Regions from separate parts of the Homo sapiens genome. Here region 2 is linked to region 1. A link is an interaction called in ENCODE POLR2A ChIA-PET data of the cell type or tissue named here. Cell type or tissue: MCF 10A. All regions are shown on one strand. Each heading gives the region's core, and the rest is flanking DNA. Links, peaks and the distances in the headings are about the cores only. Region 1 overlaps RBM20 (RNA binding motif protein 20). Region 2 holds the start of LOC105378485 (a long non-coding RNA gene).

Region 1 (12,072 bases), core at 2,411-7,410:
TGCCTGAGCTCCGCCTCCTGTCAGATCAGTGGTGGCATTAGATTCTCATAGGAGGGCAAATCCTATTGTGAACTGCACATAGGAGGGATCTAGGTTGCATGCTCCTTATGAGAACCTAATGCCTGATGATCTGTCACTGTCTCCCATCACCCCGAGATAGGACCATCTAGTTGCAGGAAAATAAGCTCAGGGCTCCCACTGATTCTATATTATGGTGAGTTGTATAATTATTTCCTTATATATTACAATAAATAATAAAGTACACAATAAATGTGATATGCTGGAATCATCCCTAAACCATCCCTTGCCACCATAGTCCATGGAAAAATTGTCTTCCAAAAAACTGGTCCCTGGTGCCGAAAAGGTTGGGGACCGCTGTTCTGACAAATTATATAATTTACTCATTTATTATGTTCTTACTGTCTATTATGGCTCCTTTCACCCTGCCCCCACCACATAAGCTCTCCAATGGCAGGAGAGTTGTACTCAGTGATTTACCCCCCAGGGCCTAGGAGCAATTCCTGACACCTGGAAGATGCTCACTAAATATTTGTTGAATGACTAAGTGAACTATAGGTAAAAATACTGACTTTAGTGATTGTTATGTGGTGGCATTTGTTCCCTCTCTGAGCCCACCTAGGATATGAACTATATGGGCTTCAGGGTCTGAGTTTTGTGATTCAGGAAACTGAAAGTGGAAGGTGTTAGAAGATTGTAGCCTCTGCTCCTGTGGGGTTCTTGGAAGTAAGACTCTCCCTGGGCACCCGTGACTTGGTGCTCTTCTCATGGCCCAGCTCCAGCAGTTGCCAGTGTAGCCAGAACCCCTTAGGCTGGGATCTGACTTGTGTATTTGGTGGGATCTTGATGGTGGAGGGAGAGCAGCAGGCCTGGGCTCAGTCCCTAGACATAGAGGCCAAAAAAGATTGGAACAACCGTGTGTCCAGCAATAGGGGATTCGTGAATAACACTTGGCTACATCCTCCCAATACTATTCGGACCATCTCTGGGTACGGATACAGAGAAGTCTCAAGAATATATTACTAAGGGCAAAAATCAGGGTGTGGAAGGTATATACAGTTGGCTGCCTTCTCTGTAAGAAAGCAGGGTGAGAGGAAGGTGAATATGTATTCATATTTGCTTCAGTGACCAGAGGGTGAGATTTGAGAGATGTTGAAAGTAGGGGCCAGGCACGGTGGCTCACACCTGTAATCCCAGCATTTTGGGAGGCCGAGGTGGGTGGATCACCTGAGGTCAGGAGTTTGAGATCAGCCTGACCAACATGGCAAAACCCCGTCTCTACTAAAAATACAAAAAATTAGCCAGGCATGGTGGTGGGCACCTGTAATCCAAGCTACTTGGGAGGCTGAGGCAGGAGAATCGCTTGAACCCAGGAGGCGGAAGCTGCAGTGAGCTGAGATCATGCCATTGCACTCCAGCCTGGGTGACAGAGCAAGACTGGTCTCAGGAAAAAAAAAAAAGATAGTAGCATTGAGTGGCAGAGTCTATATGCTGTCTAATCCCAGCTGCTGGGAGGACGCTCAAGGGAGATGATCTTCAGTGGTGTTGGTGTGGATAGGAGCCAGCACTTGAATGGTACCATTAAATTCCAAATAGATCTGTGCTTTGTTAGAAGGGCTGTGAAGGGATGAGGAAAGAAAAAAGCACTGAGAAGCTCTCCTTCCCCAGTAAACTTTCATTTCCAATTCAGGAAGCCACTTGCGGTTCACAAAGACCAAAACTAATCTATCATATTTTCAAACCGAATATTTAACACTGTGCTGACTTCTCTGACATCACTAGGGGAGACAGAGATTATGTGTAAAGTGCCAAACTGGGTCAGGCAGTTCCTTGAGAACATCACTGCCCTTTCTCAAAGAAATTTCCTCGGTCTAAAATGTAGAGAATTGAATCAGATGGCTTTCATTCACATTTCTCTCAGAGGTTTTTAATTAAAGCTCCCAAGATTTTGGAAGGATTAAAGAAAACTTGTCAGCATGTAAAACATATCACTTTTTGGTAGGGAACATGAAATGATACAACCTTTATGGAGAAGTTGGCAATATCTAGCAAAAGTACATGTGGGTTACCTTTTGACCAATCAATCCTATTATAGGATCTATCCCAAGATACACACACAAAAATTTTTTAAAAGACATAGGCACAAGCTTCTCCATCATGTCACTATTTGCAATAGCAAAAGACTGGAGACAACCCAGATGTCCATCACCAGGGAATGGGTTGAGTAAAGGATCGCCCTCCTTCCTCTATACTGATGTGTAGAACACAGTGTCTGAGATTAGGCAGCCTGTAGGCTCTGATCTTCCTGTTCATCCCTACATTGGACATCCCTCAAATCTGGCCCCTCTGGTCACTGAAGCAAATACAAATATATATTCACCTTCCTCTCACCCTGCTTTCTTTCTTTCTTTTTTTTTTAAGACAGAGTCTCACACTGTCGCCCAGGCTGGAGTTCAATGGCACGATTTTGTCTCACTGCAACCTCCGCCTCCCAGGTTCAAGCAATTCTCCTGCCTCAGCCTCCCAAGTAACTGGGATTACTGATGCACACTGCCACACCCAGCTAATTTTTTTGTATTTTAGTAGAGTCGGGGCGTTGCCCAGACTGGTCTCGACCTCCTGAGCTCAGGCAATCCACCTGCCTCAGCCTCCCAAAGGGCTAGGATTACAGGCGTGAGCCACCACACCCAGCCATCACCCTGCTTTCTTACAGAGAAGATAGCCAGTTGTATACACATTCCACACCCTGATACGTAGAACACAGTATTCTATGTATCAATGACAGGGAAGGGGGACGATCTCCGTGTACTGCTATGGAATGATCTCCAGGGCGTACTATTAAATGAAAAAGCAGAGTGCAGAAAAAGCGGATGGCATGCTATCTATTATTTAAGAAATATACATGTACTTGCTTATACTTTTTTAAAAATGGAAGAATAAACCAATAAAAATATTTACCTGTATGTGTAGGTAGGAAATGGAAGAGTGGGTCAGAGGTAGAAGCTAGACTTCTCCAAATGTGTTTTGTTTTGTAGATTTGACTTTGGAAGCTTATAGATGTTTGTCTTAATTATAAAAAAATTAAATTCACATGGACAAAAGTAATCCCCAAAAATCAAGACTAAAGTGAAACAAACTTATGTATCAAGTTGGTGGTTTAACCACACAATTATTTCAGATAACTTGAAAACACAATTAATTTAATTATACATCCCTAGTGTATATCTTACCGTCAACGTGAATGCCAAATTAATCTTGAGCTGTTTTCAGTAATATTGTAAGTAAAAATGTTGATAGAACTGTACTGACACTAATATATATCCACACACACCCACATAAACATATGAGTATACATAATAAGAGCAATTATGTTGCAATCATTAGAAACCAAAATTTTCAGTATACAAAAACAGTGACAATTTTACCATCAAGATATTAAATGAAAATCCTGTAATTCTAAATTTGAATTGGAAATATTAGTAAGAACTCCTGATGTATTTTCTTTTAAACAAATAAAAAAATTTTTCTAACCTTGTCTACTGAACAGCCTAGAAATAATGACAAACCTAGTAGCAGTAAGCACCTGTAACATCCAGATTATGGCCTCTAAGTACATTTTTTCTGCTAAAAAGAAACTAAGAATCCTTAGAAAAATGTTGATTCCAGGCCTGGGGCAGAAAGTGTACAAGATGAGCTGGAATATCTTGTTGTATCAGAAAGCAAAGAAGCTATCAAAGACCACGGTGTCCTGTGAGAAGTACTCAGAAGCTAATTGAAGGGGCTCCCCCTGTCCAAATATTGAACAATTTGGGCATTAAAAATAATAACTATAGTGGATTTACATACATCAAATATATTAACATGTGCAAAATCTATAAGTTAAAAAAATTCAGTAGTTTCGGCCGGGCTTGGTGGCTCATGCCTGTAATCCCAGCACTTTGGGAGGCTGAGAGGGAGGAATCACCTGAGGTCAGGAGTTTGAGACCAGCCTGACCAACGTGGTGAAAACCCGTCTCTACTAAAAATACAAAAATTAGCTGGGTGTGGTGGCTAACCCCTGTAGTCCCAGCTACTCTGGAGATTGAGGCATGAGAATCGCTTGAACCTGGGAGGTGGAGGTTGCAGTGAGCCGAGATGGTGCCACTGCACTTTAGCCTGGGCAACAGAGTGAGACTCTGTCTCAAAAAAATTTTTTAAAAAAGAAAATAAATAAAAATAAAAAAATAAAAATTCAGTAGTTTCCACTATAGGGTGCTGGGGAACCAACTTTCATCCCCTTTGTCTTCCTCCTGTCCTCCTTCTTCAGTCTCTCTCTCTCTCTCTTTTTAGAGACAGGGTCCTTGCTCTGTTACCCAGGCTGGAGTGCAGTGGCACCATCATACCTCACTGTAACCTGGACCCCCTGGGCTCAAGCCATCCTCCCACCTCAGCCTCCTGAGTATCTGGGACTACAGGCACATGTCACCATGCCTGGCTACTTTTTTTTTTCTTTTGTAGAGATAGGCTCTTCCTATATTGCCCAAGCTTGTCTCAAGCTCCTGGCTTCGGTGATCTTCCCGCCTCAGCCTCGCAAAGTGTTGGATTACAGGCATGAGTCACCATGACCAGTCAGAAAATTCTTCATAGAAGAATGCCGTCTAATAAATACAGAAGGAATGAATATTAGCATTTTGCAACCCCTGGTGAATAATGAGTTTAGACAATGTGGTTGTTAATGGCTACTAAGCTGTTAGGTGCAGCTGATGGCGTTCTTTATAATGGAGGGATCAGGCTGATAATATTCAAACCCACTGATCGATCTTAATGTCTTGGCAGGCTTGAGATTTAACTACCAGTTTATAGAAAATACAAGGGATGCAGGAACATGTACAAATGATATCGGGCAGATGAATCAGGTAATCAGAAAATGGGACATGCTGCAGGCCTGGTTTCCTTAACAAATAAATTTTAAGAATCAAAATAGCAGGAGGGGTTATCTGTAGATTAAAAAGGACTTAAAATACTTATCAGCAAAATGTAGTATATAATTCTTGTTTGGGTCCTAGCTCAAAACAAATCTAACTGTAACATGTATACATGCATGCATATACATATATATGATAATCTATGATATATATGATAACTAAGATATTATATTTGAATAGTGAGGTTAAAGAATTATTTATTCATGTATTATTTATTTGATTATGTGAACATTAAAAAGAATATTATTTATTAGTTACTTATTTATAGCTGTGGTAATGGTATTTTGATTATGTTAAAATACAGAAGTTGGCTGGGTGTTGTGGCTCATGGTCGTCCAGCACTTTGGGAGGCCAAGATGGGCAGATCACTTGAATCCAGGGGTTCGAGACCAGCCTGGACAACATGGTGAAACTGTCTCTACAAATAATACAAAAAATTAGCCCAGTGTGATGGCACAAAGAAAGAAAGAGAGAGAGAGAGAGAGAGAGGGGAAGGAAGGAAGGAAGGAAAGAAAGAAAGCAGTTATACTCTAGGGTTGTATACTAAAGTATAGATTAAATATGATATGTCTGGGATTAGCTTCAAAATAATGAAGGGGGGTGCAAAATAAACAAGATTGGCCATAGATTGATAATTTTTGAAGCTGGGTGGTGAGTACATGGAAATCATTATATTATTCTCTCTACCTTTGTATAATTTGAAAGTTTCCGTAATAAAAAGTTAAACAGAACAAGACATCAGCTCAGCCACTTGGCCAGTTCTGTTTTCAGATGTCCTTAAATTTAATATTGGGCTGTGGAGCCGACAGACCCTTCTTAAAAATCACCTGGGGGCTGGGTGCAGTGGCTCATGCCTGTAATCTCAGCACTTTGGGAGGCTGAGGCAGGACGATTGCCTGAGGCCAATAGTTTGAGACTAGCCTGGGCAATATAGCCAGACCCCATGTCTACAGAAAGTTTTTAAAAAATTAGCTGGCTGTGGTGGTACATGCCTGTAGCCCCAGCTACTCAGGAGACTGAGGTAGGAGGATCATTTGAGCCCAGGAATTTGAGGCTGCAGTGAGCTATGATTATACCACTGCACTCCAGCCTGGGTGACAGAGAGAGACCCTGTCTCAGAAAAAAATAAAAAACAAAAATCACCTGGCCAGCAAGTAGGAGGCTGAGATCCTAACTCACATCTGTCTGGCTCCAAAGCTCACAGTCTTTCCATCTTACCTTACAGAATTTATGTCTCTCTTGGGGCTCAAACTATTGTAGGATTGTTTAGATTGAGGATTATAGGGTTTTACAAGCAGCTGTAATATAAACATGGGAAAATTGGGGCAAGGCAAATCAAGAACAAAAACTGCCACCAAAACATCAGAGTCGGTCTTCCTTTGAGGGCGGGAAATTTATCCAAGGATAAGGGAAGAAAATGGAAATAGACCGCATTCCTCCCACTGTGGCCTTATTGGGCCCTTTCTGTTGCCACCATCCTGGGCTTTGGATTGAGAGAGATCTGGGTTAGGTAGCACAGCCTGTTACTTAGGATGTGTGTGGTCTTACTGTTCTGTGCCACAGTTGTTTCAACCAACCTCATTTGGCTGTTGTGAGGATGACATGAGATTGTCCATATGATGCTTACCACAGTGCCTGGCAAGAGGTGAGGTCTCTGATGTTCATTTAGAAAAGAAGACTGCAGTGCATTCACCAAGATCCTAAGAATCCCAAGGCTGGGCCGGAGCTTATGTGTTTGGACATCCCTGTGACGTGGGTACCCCCACTGAACCCCATGATATTCTCCAGCACTTTCTTGGGGACCTTGGGCCACCTTGCCTAAGTTTGGGATGATCATTTAGCCTGAATGAGGAGGCTCAGTGCTCTAAGGATGGCATTTTTTCTACCTGGCTCCATTTTATTTTGTCATGTGGCTTGATGGGCATGGACAGTGGGGAAGATCCTGCCTCGGTGGGTGAATGAAAGGTAAGTAGCTAGATGACTAGAAGCCAGCTTGAACTTTGCCAGCTTTGAGATTGGAAGGAAAAGGTGAAATTGCCTGCTCTTCCTGAAGCAAGCACCACATTTTCTCTCCTTTCTACCTTGTTTGCCTCTTACAGCCAGAACCCAGCCCCCTTTTCATCACTAATCTCGTAACACACAGGGCTTCATCCTGGCAGTGTCGATCTTTTCATTAGCCCTTTAAGAATGACTGGCAAATGCACTTGTTTGAGTCATTTGATCACCTGGGAAGTGTCTGGGAGCCATGCCTTGGAGTGCCTCACTGATCACAAAGCCATCCAGTGTGGCCTTTGATTCCTGGGCCCCTGGTGTCCTGCTCACTTTACCCCCCATGCATGTGACCTGCCCACTTTCTGGGGCTTGGGTGTGAGTGAGTGGTGCAGGGAAGCTAAGCCAGAGGGAGCCCTGATTTACGAACTGTCCGGATTTAACTGAGGCTACAGCACTTTTATTAATAGAACATGCTGCATTTCCTTTTTATAAAAATATGAAGATCACTGCGCTCAGGAAAATGCCTGGTGACTTTCTGTCTTTAGGGCATGTTCATCACCAGGCTAAAATTAAAAGTGAAGTCAGGCCCTTCTTGCATCTATTTTTAACTAAGTTTAGCATATGAATGTGAACGTGAAGTCTTTCTTTAGATCCCCCTAACTCAATTACTGACGTATGCCAAGCATCCCGCCTGGAATTCCAGAGCTGTGTCTGGGGCTACCTTGGGTGGGGAGGCCAAAAGGGAATTAGGGACCACTAGCCTAGCCCCCTGCTATCTGACTGTGTGCGTCTTCACCCATCTCAGCTTCACTTACTTTGGAAGGTTAAGGTGCAGCCAGTCATAATACTGAAAAGCATAAAACAAGGGAAAAACTAACCAAACCAACCAACCTATGGCCATTTTGTGATGCGTAAAGTCTCCCCTAATTGGCACATATTTTTCTAGGGGGCTCCAATTTAGAAGCAGCGACTTGGGTTGAAGGGGAGACACTGGATTATAGGGGAGACCTTGTCATTCAAGCAGAAATTGCGAATGGCCCCAACATACCAAGGGAGACTTGGGACAACAGGTGGAGGGAGGGAGAGGAAAAAAAAAACTGAACAAGTGTCGTTCCTGCCCAGAGAGTTTGCGATGAGTGATGAGAGTGCCAGAGAAACCTTTTAGAAACCCTCTTAAATTCCCTCTTTGAAATCTTTTTCATGTCTGCTCTTTGAGGACTGTGAAGAGAGGGGAGGGTAGAGGCAGAGTTGATCCCAACTCTTAAGATTCTTTGGCCTAATGTTTCACTTGAAGGCAGAGACTGACGAAGTTCTTTTTTGAACTTCTTAGGACAGTTCCCTGTGGTTACTTTTTTAGTATAACAATTAAAAAAAAAAAAACCAAAAAACCTACTGATCATTTTAAGTCCTGGCCCTTGCTTTGTTTTGTTTGAAAAGTGACTTTTAAAATGGTGACTTTTATGGAAAACATATTTACAGTTTGTTAAAGTTGTGTCATTTCTCTTTGCATGTTTACATGTATGTGTATTTAACTTAGTTGTCTTGAACCTCATAAAGGTGTTGTGGTTTTTAAGCAGAGGAAAATCTTCCTTCGTTTTTTCTGGAATAGCAGCAAAGCCATGATGGAGAATAAGCAGAAGATTAATTTAAAATACTGGTTACTTTGGCTAATCCACTGACGGTGAGCTTGCTTATGGCTGGAGAACTATGAAAGTGTTTCCAGATAGCCTGAGAGGGAAGCACTGGGAAGGAGTGTGGCAAGTCTGTATGCGTGTGGCGGGGTAGGGGGGACAGGGTTGTCTTTTGGGGAATAGGAATGATATTTAAACGACCAGCTCCTCCATGTATTATTTGGATTTTCTGTTAAAAGCAATAAACTTGAAGTAAGACGTGTTTACAGGCCACTACAATCTATCTGAAAAGCCTCTTATGGTTTTTTGCCTCCCATTCAAAAACCACTTACGTGATTGTATGTGCCTTTCAACAAAACTTTGGATTCAATTACAACACTTGTAGGCTCAGAAGATTGCTTTCAAATCTGAAAACTTTGCACCTTCACTTGGTTACAGTACTTTTTAAAAAATGGAGATACGGTCTTGCTGTGTTGCTCAGACTGGTGTCCAAACCCTGGGCTCAAGCGGTCCTCCAGCTTTGGCCTCCCAAAGTGTTGGGATTACAGGCATGAGCCACTGTATCTGGCCTGGTTGTAGTACATTTCAAGGGACTGGCTTTCCCAGCCAAACTGACATTTTTGGGTCTGTCCAGTTAGTAAAAGGTAGGGATTGGGGTGGCAAGAGTTGTACATTGACACAGTTCTTAAGCACACAGTGACTAAAAGGTACTCTACTGGCTTTTGGAGAAGGCTTAGAACTTGGTCAATCGACAAACTCCTGATTAAAGGTTGCTGAATTAAAAATAATATGCCATTTCTTTGAAACCATTCGATTTCACCCTATTTAGTTGTTCCAGAAATGTTTGCTTTGGTTTTAACCATGACCCAACTTTATTTAGTAAGTCTAATAATTCATCTCTTTGAAACCTTTTAGTTTCCACCTTATTTTTTTTTTGAAGAGTGATTTTTTTAGATGGTGATTTTTGTGTGAAATAATATTTACAGTTTGTTAAAGTGGTATCATCTCTCTTTGCACGTTTACATGAATGTGTATTCAATGCATGTTGTCTTGAGTTGAGAATTTTTGTCTTGATTTTTCCTTGCTTCAACTTGATTTCCTAGGGAGTCTAAAAGTTTCACACCTTGGAGTTTTAGAGTAGATTCAAGAAATGATCTAGCTCACTCTTGTCTCTTTCCCAGGGACTGTTGGTTGATATCTGGCACAGACAGATAGGAAGTGAAGAATGTGGCACATCCTTAGACTGCCCGTTGGTGAGATCTGAAACTAAGTTTCTCATGACTGGACTGTATTTCTTTAGCTGCTGGGTGTGAAAAGCCCCAGACATTGGCTTCTGCTTCTTTCACCATCATTATGATTTGTGGGCATTGATGCTAGGCCTGGAATCCCTGCAGCATTCATCTCTGCTGGGGTTCTCTAATACAGCGGCTGAGAACGGTGCTAATTCCAGCTGCCAGCATGATCCTCCTTCCCTGGCAAGAGGGAGCCCCGCTCAGAGAACATTTAAATACCGTAGAACCATCCCTGTTACAGGTTTCCTTTGGGATGCTCTTGACGCAGGAAATATGGCTTATTCTCATAAATACTTTGAGATGTACTTCAGTTTCTCCAAACTTTATGCATAACAACACGACTGTAACAACAAAAAGGGAAATTCTTGAAAGAAAAAATATTAGCAGTAATCTCTTTGTCAGATTGTTATTTTTCTCTTTTGTGTTCCTTCCTTTTATTTTTGGTCATGTGCATATATTTTAAAGTATCACACATGGTTTTACATTCTATTTTCCTGTTAACATTATGATGTAAAAAGACTTTTCTTGCAGTTGCATCCTCTTCATAATTTAATTTTTCATGATGGCATTGGCGCTGCCAAAGAAAGTCACTTTCCCATGCCAGGAGAAAAGACCATCTCTCCTGTGGCTGCCTCGAAGCCCCCAGGCCTAGAAACGTCTCCAATCAGGAAACAGAAGCCTCCAGTGGATCATCTTCAGGGATCGCTGGAGAACCACGTGGGCATGTACACATACCTCCTCACTGAGCTGACTTACCCAAAGTTATTATTCACCTACTGATGGACAATGATGGTTCTAGTTTTTCTGTCTTATCAATACTATAGTAATGGCTTTCTTCATGCATGTCATTTTGGAATATTTTCTCAGAATGGGATTATTATTTCTAAGCGTATGAATATTTTTATTGCTTTTGATATATTAGCCACATTGCTTTACAATAAAGTTGTACCTGTTTAAAAAGTTAGCAGTAACATAGGAGGATATTGGTCTCACAATAACTAAGCGGAACCACTCTGCCCAGCTTTGAATTCCAGCTTGACACTTGGCATTTACCAGCTGTGTGAACTTCTGCAAAGTATTTAACCTACCTGTGCCTCAGTTACTGCCTCTTTAAAGTGGGAGTGACACAGTACCCACCTCATAGGTCTATTATTGGGAATGAGTATTTGTATATTGCTCAGAACAGTGTCTACCAAAGTATTATGCATTGTGCGCTCGTGAAACAAACACCTCTCCAGCTCAAGATTTTTTTTAAAAAACTAATTTAATAGAAGTAAAATGACACTGTTTAAGATATATATATATATGTATATATATCGACATGCTTATTAACCGTATTTACAAGAAACACTCCCTTTAAATCTCTTTATTGGTAAAGATATCTTTTAAAATGTTAATTTACAGAAGAGATCCATTCTGGTGTGATTATTGATATTATGTAGGAATTCTTTTTCAGCTTTTACAGAGTTGCTATCCCTTTAGGGTGGAGTCTCATCACCAAAATATCACCTGGGACCCGAGGTGCTGAGGCTCATAATCAGCCACTTAGCTCTGAAGACTTCAAATTCACCCCAGAGGGACAAACTTAGGGGGTATTTTAGGGCCCTATTAGGGACTCTTCTTCCTATCTTGTCCGATGACGGCTCTCGGAGGCTCCTGGTTTTGATGTCTGGCATTGCTTTTACCCGGTGGGCTTCAGGGAGCCGTCCCTGCCGCGCTTTGCGTTTCTCCGCGCACTTGGACAGGGTTCTGCCACGAGGGAGGCGATGCCTGGCGCCGCGGGTGGGGGCAGTGGTGAGACTTCGGCCCCTGGTGGCCGGAGAGGTCGCAGCACTTGTCAGTTTATGGCTCCCTCGGCTTTCCCCTTCTTAATCCGCTTTCTGCTGAGCTCTCCGAATAATTCAACCCTCGTGTTTGAAAACTAGAAGCCTGAGAGGTCTCAGCGAGACAGTCAAAGGGGAGGCTCCCCTCGCCGAGTGTCACCCGGGACCCTGCGTCCCCGCTCTGCAGAGACCTTCTCTCCGGGCTGCTGCCGTCCTCCCTCGCCCGGCGGAGCTTCCGTGATCGTCAGCCAAAGCCCCCGGGGCGGTGCGCCGCAGGCGGTCTTCCCGGGTGTTCGCGGAAGCTGCGCGCTCGCGCCCCCACGGTTCTCCAGCGACCCCTGAAGATGCTTCC
Region 2 (12,072 bases), core at 4,647-9,646, 770 kb after region 1:
ATCATTCTATGGCCAGGGCCATAATTTGTCCAGTGATGCATGCAACTCTGAGGGATTCTAAAACATTTTATTGTAGCGTTGTATTGCCCTAACCTTTTCAAGATGACAAAGGAGATATTTCCTGCACCCTAGTGTTTCTCAACACAAATATTAGCTTGGAGTGCTTTATTCTATTTCACCCTCCAAAGGAATCTGTTATTGAAATTTTGGAAACAGAGATGAACAAAACCATCCCCCAATCCATTTACTGCAATTCCTAATTACCCCATGCTGTTTGTCTGTCTTGGACATTTTTGTGTTCAAATTGATGTCTGGAATAGGTAAAGTTCTCTGGGTTATGTCAACAGGATTATCACAAATCCTCTCTCTAATAGTCCTGCAGGGATTGGCATTTATCAAAGTACTGGTTTCAGCTGCCACAGTCTCCATATTCTCCATATTCATGATATCTGCATATGAAAACTAGAGTTCTATTTGCATAGGGATTAAAACATGATATGAGTTTTCCTATAGCTTATGTTCCCCAATGTAGAGGCAAAAATGGGCTACCTTTTCTATGTACTTTCAGTTTTATTTATGGTTTAAAATATAGCAAATTTTTATTTATATTTTTATGATTATAAAAGCGATATATACTCATTGTAAAAACTGGAAAATGGAAAATAAGAACAACCTCTCCACAATCTTACCACCAATTGCATTTTGCTGTGCTTACATTCCTTCTATTTTCCCCCAGAAATTATCTGCATACAGCATATAAATTTTATCCTTTTCTTTAACATGACAATATATGCCTTTTACAGTGTTTTAAAGATAATGTTTATATACCATTTTCAAGGGCTGCATAATCTGTAATGTGAGTACATCATAATCAGGAGCTACACTGTTTCCTTTTATTGTTTTTGCTACTGTAGACATTACTGCTTTGAAGACTTTGTGTATACTAAATGTGGGTAATAGCTCTCAAATGCCTCCTCAGGAGTGGCATAACTAGTCCAAAAGGTTCTTTTTTAAGGTTCTTGACATAAATGACTGGTACTCTCTAAGACAGTTGAATCAACTGATACTGTCACTAGCATATTACGAGAATGTTTATTACATGCCAGTTTCACCAGACCTGAGATATAGATACATACATATACCCATTCACATGCACACATATAGGTACACATTATATTTATTTCTTCTCAAATTTTACAGACAAGAGTCATCTCTCATTGTTATATAAATGTAAACATATTTGATCACAAATGGGGTCAAAGTTTTTCCATATAATTTTTTTTGTTTGTTTTGTTTTAGACAGAGTCTGGCTCTGCCGCCCAGGCTGGAGTGCAGTGGCGTGATCTCGGTTCACTGCAAGCTCCGCCTCCTGGGTTCACGCCATTCTCCTGCCTCAGCCTCCCAAGTAGCTGGGACTACAGGCGCCCGCCACCACACCTGGCTAATTTTTTGTATTTTTAGCAGAGATGGGGTTTCACCATGTTAGCCAGGATGGTTTCGATCTCCTGACCTCATGATCCACCCGCGGCCTCCCGAAGTGCTAGGATTACAGGCATTAACTTTTAACCAACTGTATTTCTTTTACTGTGAACTATCTCTTCCAGTCATTTCATGGGTTGTATTTTAAGATCAAAGCTGAGCACCATGAGAACACCATTGTACCAGCTTGTTTGTCCAAAAGACAACAGAACTTCAAAGCCATGAGGTGCCTGCCTTTCTTCCAATCAAGTGGACTCTACTAGTCATCCGTAGAGATGCACAAGCTTGGAGCATTTCCTTGTATTTAAGCTGAGGTAAGTTTTCCCATGTATGACTGTAGAAAAATGTGGCTTAAAGGAACCCCTACAGAAATGCCAAATGTCCTACTAGCCATGGGGTCTCATTTGGAACAACTGAAAGAATGCTCTGTCATTGGCCTGGAGGTCATTCTAAGAGGTGGGCAATCACAGGAGCTCATCTAGCACAGTGAAGGGGTTCTGCAAAGATCTTGCACCACAGATTCCTGTAATGAGAGGACTGTGCCTGAGGCCTTGGTTTAATTGGCATTTTCCTCCTCCTTCTCTGCTCCCATGGAAAAGCAAATCAACTTGGAACATTTAAATGGAGCTTTCTCTGAAGTCTCCTGCCCAGTGTTCTCTCTGAGAAATAAAAGATCCATCTTGAGGGGCTTAAGTAACTGGAAATATTTGACACTTGGCATTTCCAGCTTCATGGAAAGGAATCAAAGAGAAAGGAGGGTGGGAACAGCTGATTTTTGCACAGCTCTTGTCCCCTCTGTGGATCAGCACCCTTCCCAATCGTGCTTGCGTGCCTGTATGTGTATTTGTGTGTGTTGCGTGTGTTCTTGGTTGACAGAGTTCAACTGCTTTGTAAAGGACCAAAGAGTGAAATTAGTCAATATTAAATTTTAGAAAGTTAATGTGATCATTTCATTAATTCCTTGCATTTAATTTAAAAAACAAAAGTGACTTCCTGTACTTACATGCTGCCAAGACTTGAAACAGACATTTACTGTCTTAAGACAACTGAGGTCTGGGAGAAGTCATTTACCAAGCTCTGAAGAGAAGTTGAACTATTGGTCTCTAAATTTCTTTGCAAATCGTATTTTGGATACTTTTAGACTTTATGACCCACCCTCAGAAGGAGACAGCCTTTGATATGTTTTTCCATATTAGGATCTCATCTGCTTATAATTTGTTGCCTAGTCTCCTTGCGACCCAGGATATTGCATATCTGAGATGGATGGCTGGGTTAGGGGTACAATCTGTGACTTGGTAGCAGTTTTTTCTCTTTATGAGCCCAAATTTAAGGTTTTCTTTATTAGTTCCACATGCAAACTGTCCCAGATACAGTCACCATCTCTTTTTGACCCCAACCCAGCGTAGTATATTTTGGGGCTGTGTAGAGCTTCCCATCTGATTTTAGTTTAAATTGACACCCCATATAAAAATAAGTTGAGATGTCCATTTACCAGCAGGAAGTTCTGGGAACTGGAGTCCCATAAAGAGCTTAGATCACAGGGCCAGGTCAAAACAAGAAATGAATCTGTGTGTACTTACAGCTAGAGGCCACCAAAATTATGTGTGTGGGTGGTTTCTTACAGGATAGAGGGAAGATAACTGAAAAAACACAAAAACAATAAATCCCAATATTTCCTTTTGAGCATGGAATAACTTTGGAAAAATTCATTCATTCATTCATTCATTCAACAAGTGTTTACTGAGTGCCCTGATGCGCCAGCCTGCAACTGTGCCTGGCACTAGTGAGACAAGATGACGTGTGTTTTGTCAGGGTTCAAGGTTCACTGCAGGGGCCACAGGTTAAAGTAGGTGCTAAAAGAAAAAAGAATAAGCAGACAAAGGGATACCTGGAGAGCTTGAATCTTGGAGAGAGTGCAGATTCTCAGGCTGCAGTGATGTATATTAGTTTCCCATTTTGTATCACAAATTGTGTTACACAATACCACAAACTTAATGGCTCAAAACAAGACAGATTTATTCTCTTACAGTTCTGGAGGTCAGAAGTCCTAAAATGGGTGAGCAGGGCTACATTTCTTTTAGTTGTTCTTGGAGAGAATCAGTTCCTTGCCTTTTCTAGCTTCTAGAGGCCACCTACATTCCTTGGCTCAAGTCCACTCTTCAACTGCAAAGCCAGCAGCACAGTATCTTCTAATCTCTCTCTCTTTGTCCCTGTGCTTCCCTTGTCACACTGACTTTTGTCGTGTAAGGACCCTCATGATTATATTGTGTCCATCTGGCTAGATTATCCCATCTTGAGATAAAATGGGATAATCTCCCATCTCAAGATCCTTAACTTAATTACATCTGCAAAGTCTCTTTTGTCATATAAGGAGCATATTCACAGGTTCTGGAGGAGAACTATCATATAGGCCATAGTATAATAGCAAGGAAATTGGATATTTTAGATCATAATATAGATGATCCTTTACGGTTATTTGTCTTTGGGAAAAGGACAAAGGGAGAAGAGGATAGTGATTCCTCTCAAGCTCCATCTTGGTGCTCCTTCCCCTCCAAGACCAGAATGCATGTGGATGGTTATTTCCAAAACAATTGTAGACAGGGGAATTACAAATAAAGGGATGAAAGGCTGGGGGACCCCTGATTTAGGGGAACTCTCATGGGAAATATCTATAGTCAATGAAAGTACAGTCTCAGGCAGGCCCACATTAATAAGCCCCTAATTAGTGTACTTATGGAGGAAGGCACCATGTTGACTGAGGCATGATGGGCATTTCCTCCAAAGGATTGCTTTTGGGCTGACTCTGTTGGGTCTGAGGTTCAGGGGCAGCACAGTGAGCCAATTAGCTCTCCTGTCACCAGGCCGATGAAGAAGTCTCTCCTATCACCCTCCACACCCAACACACATATGCACCAACACAAACACAGGCATACTCATCAGCATACACATGCAGACACAGACACACACTTTCACCTTTATGTACATATACATGGTGATCTTTCCCCTACAAATATTTTTAATTGATGTAATTAATATAGTTAATGTTTTTGAGCAGTTTTAGACTTATAGAAAAGTTTAGCAGCAAGTATAAAGAGTTCCAATATTCTCCCTCATCCCCCACAATTTCCCTTCTCATCCTCTTGCATTTGTTAAAATTGATGAGCCAATATTAATATATTATTACCAAGTAAAGTCTATAGTTTACATTAACATTCACTCTTTGTGTGATACATTCTGTAGATTTTTGACAAATGTGTAATGACACGTAGCCACCATTACCGTACCACACAGGATAGTTTTACCAACCTAAAAATTCCGTGTGTTCTACCCCCATCATTTAAAATGTTTCTTTTCTGGGAAGTTCAGTAAAGTTTTGAACCCCTTTTCACTAATTAATGTGTAGCTTCTCCCAGACTCTATGGTCTAGTGTTCTTGAGTGTGGTGTGCCTTATCACGCTTCCATATGAGAATAGTTCAAGCTTGTAGTAGAAGCTTTTACTTCTTTCAGCAGAATTAGCAAAAGCTTTTACTTGTAAAGGATTTCTTTTCTGTCCTGAGGTCAGTGGTATACTGAGCCTGCTCATACTGCCTGTGAGATCTCACTGTATGCATTTCTTTCCAACTCTGAGTTCAGAGAGGTCCAGCTGGTAGTCTGAAATCAGTCATGGTAGAAGTATTTAGACCATGGACATCAGCAAATGCTACAAATCAGGGTTCGTTTTTTTCCCCCTCAGAGAGCCAGCTATTAAACATTGACCAGACGCTTTCTGGAGTTCTCCCTTTATCTGCTTCTTCATGGCTGGGAAATAGCAAAACTAGAGCATTTGCCTGGGATTCAGAGATGGAAGCCACAGGCTGGGTCAACTTAGTGGTCTGTGTCCTTGATGAGTTTGTAGAGAAGGGCCATCCCTCAAACCCTGGACTATTCACCTATGGACTTATCAACAGGAAGATAAACTATATTGTTCAAGCTGTTGTATTGTGAGACCTTTCTGTTATAGCAGCTTATCCTGTACCCATGAATAGAGCCAGCTAATTCTTGCCTGTGTACTTCTGCTCAACACTCATTCACCTGCCCCCCCTTCGATTTAGAATGATAATGTACATATAAGATGCATCTATTGTTACCTTTACAATCCATTTTCTAAATAGAAGCTAGAATGACCTTTTAAAATATTAATCAGATCACTGATTAAAACCTTAAAATGTTCTAATGGCTTCTCATTGATTAAGCCCCTCTTTGCCCTGCCTGCCTCCTCTTATGTCTTTCTCCCTCTCACTTACCAGGTTCTGGTGATGCTGGTCTTCCTTCTGTTTCTTGTACCACTGAGACTGCCTGCCTATGGCACCTTGCACTTGACATTTCCTCTGCTAGGAGTTAGGCTGACTCTTTATCATCTATGTACCACCTCCTCCCTGAGCCACCAATCTCCAGGGGCCTTTCTTACTGCTTTTATTTTCTATTTTTTTATAGTATAAAATAGCATTTGTCATCACCTGAAAGGATTTTGTTATTGATTGGATTCCTTATTTATAAACTGTCCCTCCTCAGCCAGATCATAAGATCAATGAAGGGACATCTGTCTATCGTATCTACTTTTAAGCACCATGTGTATACTGGTGGACAACCACCGTAGACGCTCAATAAATACTTGCCAAGTGAATACCTGATTATCCAACAGAACAGTATCAGCCTTGACTCTGTCCTCAAAGAGCTTAAAATCCATCTGCTGGTGACTTTGAAGCCAGGCTGTCAGTAAGATTAGGACAGTTTCTCATGGCACATTCTGCGACACAGTCTGCAGGGACAAACTTCACTTTACAAAGCAAGAATTAATTACAATACCAAAGTAACCCAATTTATTTATGTAAATTGAATTTAACTTAATTTCCAACTAGACTGGTCCACTGACTAACCTCCCCCCAATTTAAGGAATTTTCCACTTCATGAGAAGGTGAACAGAAAAAAACTGTTATTCATATTTTCATCAAGTTTATTAGAAACCAGGGATGATTCTGCAGCTATTGATATCACAGTAGGGGGAGAGAGAGGAGGACAGTGACTTTCCTGAGCTGATCTCTAGCCTGACTCAGTTGACTTTTTCTAAATGTCTTTCTTGGTGAAGCTGAAGAAGTTGTCTTGCTTTCATCAGCCTGAAAGGGAAGCTCATCAGCCGGAAGGTGGAACTTCTGGCAGCTGCTTCCCAAAAAACCCCTCTTCTTTCCCTTGACTTGCACTGAAACATTCAAGCCCAGGCTTTGAAAAGATTGAAATGTCTTTAGAAATCTTTGCACTGTCTTTATTCCAGGGCTACTGCCAGTCTTTGGCACTCCAGGCTCAGACTTGCACAGAAACCTCCTACTCTCTGAATCACTGGTGCCTTTTCCATTAGCCTGCAGGTACCCACAAAATATGCAGAGAAGATGTCTCTTGCTGTGTTGATTTCTCTCATTCTCTCTACTCAGGAAAGGGAGAATATCCCCAGCCCCATTTCAAGCTGTCATCATGAACAGTAGTGGAGGAGTGGATTTGCCAAACAGCTGTCAGAGCTGACACCAGGCAGTGTCAGCAGTGGGGCTGGAGCTAACCCTTGGTGGAGCGACTTTCCTCTTGCTCAATTCCTGGGTTCCCTCCTACTGTTCTGAACCAATGACGCAGATGGCAAGTGAAACAGGTAAGTTACTCATCAGCTGCTGCTTCTTTCAGCAAATGGTGAGAATGAGCAAGAGCTCTCTTTTTAAGGCTTGCCTGAACCCATGGAAATAGGGGGTATGTGTATAGGGTTTGTTTCAAGGTGAATGTACTCAGGGAGAAGTCTTCTGTGAGCGACACTGGGCATTTGGTTTCTCTCCTTCATTACCATAGAACAGCTCCTCTGTATTGACTGTCTCCCTCACTGACAAACTATCAATAGGCTCTCATGATAGAGGTTTTCCAATGATAGAAAACAAAAAATGTGAGAGTCCACTGAATAAAAGCTTTTAAATAAGTGCTCTAACTTTAGACATTCCTATTTTGATTTATGTTACTGTTTACTATAGAAAATAGTAAATAAAAAAACACAACGGAGCTTTACAGATTTTTCAACATTTTGGACAGAAATCCACTCTGTCTCCATTATTCCAAGTCAAAGACTGCAAACACATGGTATATGGGTTCACTTCCTATGACTCTGCCACAGCAGACATTGCTGAATGATCACAGCATTCTTTCTTGTTGAGCTGAGATACAGTGGGAGAATCCCTCTGGACACAGTGTTCTCAGCAGCCACTATAATCGATCAGAAATGTCATATGAAATGAAATCCATTTGCCATCCCTGTTCTAAGTTAATGAGGCCTTACTGTATGTGTGTAAGCCCAGGTGTCACCTAGGTTGGCCTCAGCTGATATGCTCTATATGCTCTCGTTTTCTAAATTTCAATTCCAGACTCACCTTTGTGGGGACACAGACTCCTGCCCAAAGTGAATCAACTATCCTGTTTTTCTCTCTCACCAGTGTTTCTCTCTGGGGTCACTAAAGTGTGGACCAAAGGGGCAGCTGCAAAACCTTGCTGGGAGCAACTTTTTCTGTGGCCTTGGAAAGTCAAGTCCTAATAGGAAACCAGTGCTCCCGAAGACAAGCGCATTGGAAGCTAAATCTAGCTAGGGCATCCTTAATGAATCTGTGGTGCACAGATCTGGCCTTGAGCCATTTTCTGTAACGTTCTCACTGATCTTATTTCAGAGAATTGTACCAGTTTTGCAGCAAATTACAAGGAAGGCCTGGCTTCTGAAATTAGCCAAAGGCCAATTAAGGTTTCTCTGGGTTCTTTCCGACTGCAGCGTCATCATAAATGACTCTGTGGTGCAGGGGAGGGCTGACATTTTCTAAGCCGGTATCATATTTTGGGTGTGATTAAAATCTTCATCTCAGTCACCTGCCTGACCAACTGCCAGTAGCCATGAAACAAAAGGATTACAGCCAATTTACATCCATTAACAAAATGACTTGAAACACTATCGGTTTAGCCTCAGTGGGGCTTAATCTGATTTTCAGAAGGGAAGAAGAGATGTAGAATTAAAGGCAAGAGGAAAGGCAGAAAAGAAATTCAAATGAGAATTTTCTTTGAAGCCCAGGGCTTTTTTGGTTTGTTCATTTTCGTAAGGATTTACTAAGTGCTTGTCGGGCTTTTATCACTACAGTAGACCCTGAAAGGGTACAGAGGAAGGAGAAAACACTAACAATGCCTGTCCTTGAAATTTGCGGGACAGTATGGGAGAAATACCATATACTGAGGAAGCAGGCGATTAGCAAATTTGTGCTAGCAGGAATTTCTTCAACATCCTTCAAGTGCCTGGCACTGTTAAGAAAGAAAATAAGAAAAATGAAAAATCACAGTTGATATTTAAATGGCTCTTACCATGTGCTTTGCATGAAGACTTCTGCACGTGGTGACTCAGTCTTCACAACAACTCTGTCCTGTGCATTCCATGGTTATCCCCATTTTTCAGATCAGCAAAGAGGCCCAAAGAAGCAAAGAAACTTGCCCAGGATCACACAAATCAGCAGGAGGAGCTGGGATTTGCACACAGTGAGTCCGGCCATAGAACCTGAGATCATAGTCATTATTCTCTCAAGGCCATGGGGTAGTTGAGGATTTGCATTCTCCCTGGGGAGATCAGTTAAGCTAGAAGTAGAGGATGAAGAAATGGAGGCAAGATGATGGTGTCAGGAAGGGGGAGGGACCTGGGCTAAACTTTGGGCATGGATGTGTACAGGGTGGGGAGAAGCTCTGCACAGGTGGGTAGAAAAGGTTCCAGATCAAGAGAAGAGCAGGAGCAGAGGTGACTGAGAGCATGACTGCAGTTAGAGACTAAGGGGTTTGTAGCTGTCCAAGGAAGAGGACTCATGAAATCAAAGGCTGTGTTCATGCAAGGACAGGGAATATAGCACTGGGGACAGAACAAGGACTTGGAATCTAACAGATCTAGGTTTAAAGTTTGACTTTACCACATGTTCCCTGAGTGATCCTGAGCAAGTTACCTGAGCTCTATTGACCAATTTCCCCAAAAGGAAAATAAGAAGAATGGCTATGGAAGAATAGGAAGAATATTGCATCTTGTAAGGAATTCACCTATTTATTTATTCAAAAATATTCACTGAGTGCCAATCGTGTGCCATGTGTTGCCCTAGATGTTGAAACAATGAACAAGATTCACATGGTCACTACCTTCCTAGAGTTTGCATTTCAGCTGGTGAGGCAAACTAACAAATAAGCAGAAAAAAAGTCCAGATTATGAGAGGAGTTTTGAAGAAAAACTCAGAAGGCACCTGGAATCAATGTCTTTTACAGTGTCTAGGACAATGTTTGGCATGTAGGAGGCAAACATTTTACATGACACTAAGCGCCATCTTGGAATTCAGTACATGAGAGGAAACCATGGTGTCAGATCGCTTCGCTACCCATTCAGAAGGCATTGCTCCTTTCCCCATTCCTCCTTGCTTAAAAATATTTAGTCAGGATTCATCTTCCAGCATAGGAAAGTATCCCCACTTCTTTCAAAGCACATGGCAGCTAATCATGGTAATCCTATTTGCCTGGCCAGGGACTGGTTTAGGGGAAGTCATATGACTCAGGTCTGACAGAGAAGATGTGAGGGGAATTCTACAGAGGGGACTTCTGGATAAGAGTTTCTCAGTCCAAAAACAATCAACCAAACAAAAGACGCTTAGAGAAAATGGGCTCTTCTCTCTCCAGCTGACACTTGCATATGACCATCAAAAATGTTGTATGTAGTTTTCTTAGGGCCATGAAAGAGCCAACCTAGAGGTCAAGCTAGCATGCTAAGTGTGACAGTGAAGAATGGTGGAAAGAATATGACTTGGTGATGCTGGTTTGAACACCGAATTAGTCCCCTTGGGAACACTCCATCATACATCCCATGTCAGGTAAGATACAGAACATGGTGGTACTTACTGTTGAGGCCATTGGGTTTAGATTTTCTGTTATTGGCAGCCAAGAAATCCTGACAAATAGAAGCATAGTTTGGGAACATTGAGAGATCATAAGACCAGGGTTTGGTTCTTTCTAAGGGTTGTTGATAATAGGAGAGGAAGAGAGTAAGACTGTTATTGATGTGCAGCTTTGGAAGATCATACCCATATTTGACAGAAAATTCCTTAAAGGAGTGAAGTCTTTCCTATTTCCATGGGTTGGATGAGTGTCTTCTGAGGACTCTACTCCTCAAATGTGGGCATGCATACCCTGGGGGACTCCCACAGGCATTGCGCTGAGGGTACCAGAAGCCCCAAATAGATGCCATACATTTCCAAGAGACCATTTTCTACTGAAATGTGGAAAAAAACTCAGAAATGCAACTTCATGAGTTGACTGTATGGATTTTCACTGCTTTTTTTCTCAGCGCCTGGAACAGTTCCTAACCCAGAATAGGGGCTCAAATATCTGTGGAATTTATAAATAAGTGGATTGAAATAAACAGGAATATGTTCTAGAATTACACAAGCATAGCATGAATTTTAAAAATCCAAACAGGTGAGCATACTAGGGTGTGTCTTTATATTTTCTACCATGAATAGCACTTGGTAAAATGTTTAAGGAGCTGTCTCTTAGGAATAGTCAAGCCAACTTTAATTTGAGCTTCACCATATATTGTTAGAACCATTTTCTAGTGCTGTTTCCTGGATCATGTTCCTATGCACATAGTCCCCAGATCTCAAGGCCAGCCACAGCTCTGAATGTGAGGAAATACCTGAGCAATTTCTTCTCGTGTCCTTTTCCATAATGCAAACCTGCATCTTTAGTCAAGTATAACTTGAAGGAAATAGGCTCTTGAAGGGCCCGGTTGGGTGGCCTTTGATAGTGCTATTTTTCTCATCTGATCAGGTCTCCCCTTGCTGACAGGATCCCTCCCTATCTTCCAAAGCCTGGCTGGAAGCCCTTTCAAGTTTTCCTCACTTCCCAAGCCAGAGTGAGCTAACTCTTATATCTCATAATCTGCATAATATGTTACCTATCACTGGGCATTAAACTATCAAACAATAGCACAGGACAAAGCCAGATGGAGCCCACATTCTTTTTCCCCAACAGGATATTCACTCTTAGAGGCAGGAGCTAGGTCCTTTGTTTTTTCATATTTCCTATTGTACTTATATCTCTGGTCGAGTCCTGACTGTGTCACTTTCCAGAATATTCACAGTTTTCTGAGCATCATTATAAAATATCTACTGTTCTAGTAGATTTATAAGGCTGTTATAAATATTAAAGAGATAAAAAGTGTGAAGAGGCTTTTATAATATCTAGTTTGCACTTAAAGATTACTCTACTGTTATTAGCATGTGGCAGGTGCCTAATTCTTGTTTGAGGATTTATCGAATGATGCATTCTCTGATTGCTGAGAGACCCAACTCTCTTGCCTTATTGAAATAGCAGGGCTCTACTGCATTTCAAACATGGGGTTTTATAACCCTGCTCTGAAATTGTTAGGGAGGAGAAACCAGTGGTTTTAGGGAGATGGAAACCCAGAGTGAAGCTGGGCCAGCCTCCACTCTCTTTGGTCACCAGCTCTTGGCTTGACAGGAGGCCCAGGACAA

What was found. Peaks named below come from ENCODE experiments on the same cell type or tissue, not always from the same donor. Only the 100,000 strongest peaks of a DNase experiment are listed, where the experiment ranks them.
Region 2: POLR2A ChIA-PET joins it to region 1 with 8 read pairs; 1 of 35 experiments calls an interaction of 5 or more read pairs at or near these places.

What each region holds. Positions count from the first base shown.
Region 1 is chr10:110,660,547-110,672,618 of GRCh38, forward strand. The region is part of intron 1 of RBM20 (RNA binding motif protein 20); the gene reads left to right. Among named protein-coding and RNA genes, the nearest start is that of RBM20, 22 kb to the left of the region's middle. RefSeq lists enhancers at 4,425-4,719, 11,960-12,072. In MCF 10A, for the core only: no CTCF peak of the experiment used is centred there; a DNase peak (open chromatin) is centred at 4,615.
Region 2 is chr10:111,432,377-111,444,448 of GRCh38, forward strand. It overlaps LOC105378485 (a long non-coding RNA gene), which reads left to right and starts at 1,555. Exons shown (of 7, transcript XR_007062289.1): 1 at 1,555-1,793; 2 at 6,946-7,154; 3 at 8,973-9,052; 4 at 10,259-10,410. In MCF 10A, for the core only: no CTCF peak of the experiment used is centred there; a DNase peak (open chromatin) is centred at 7,125.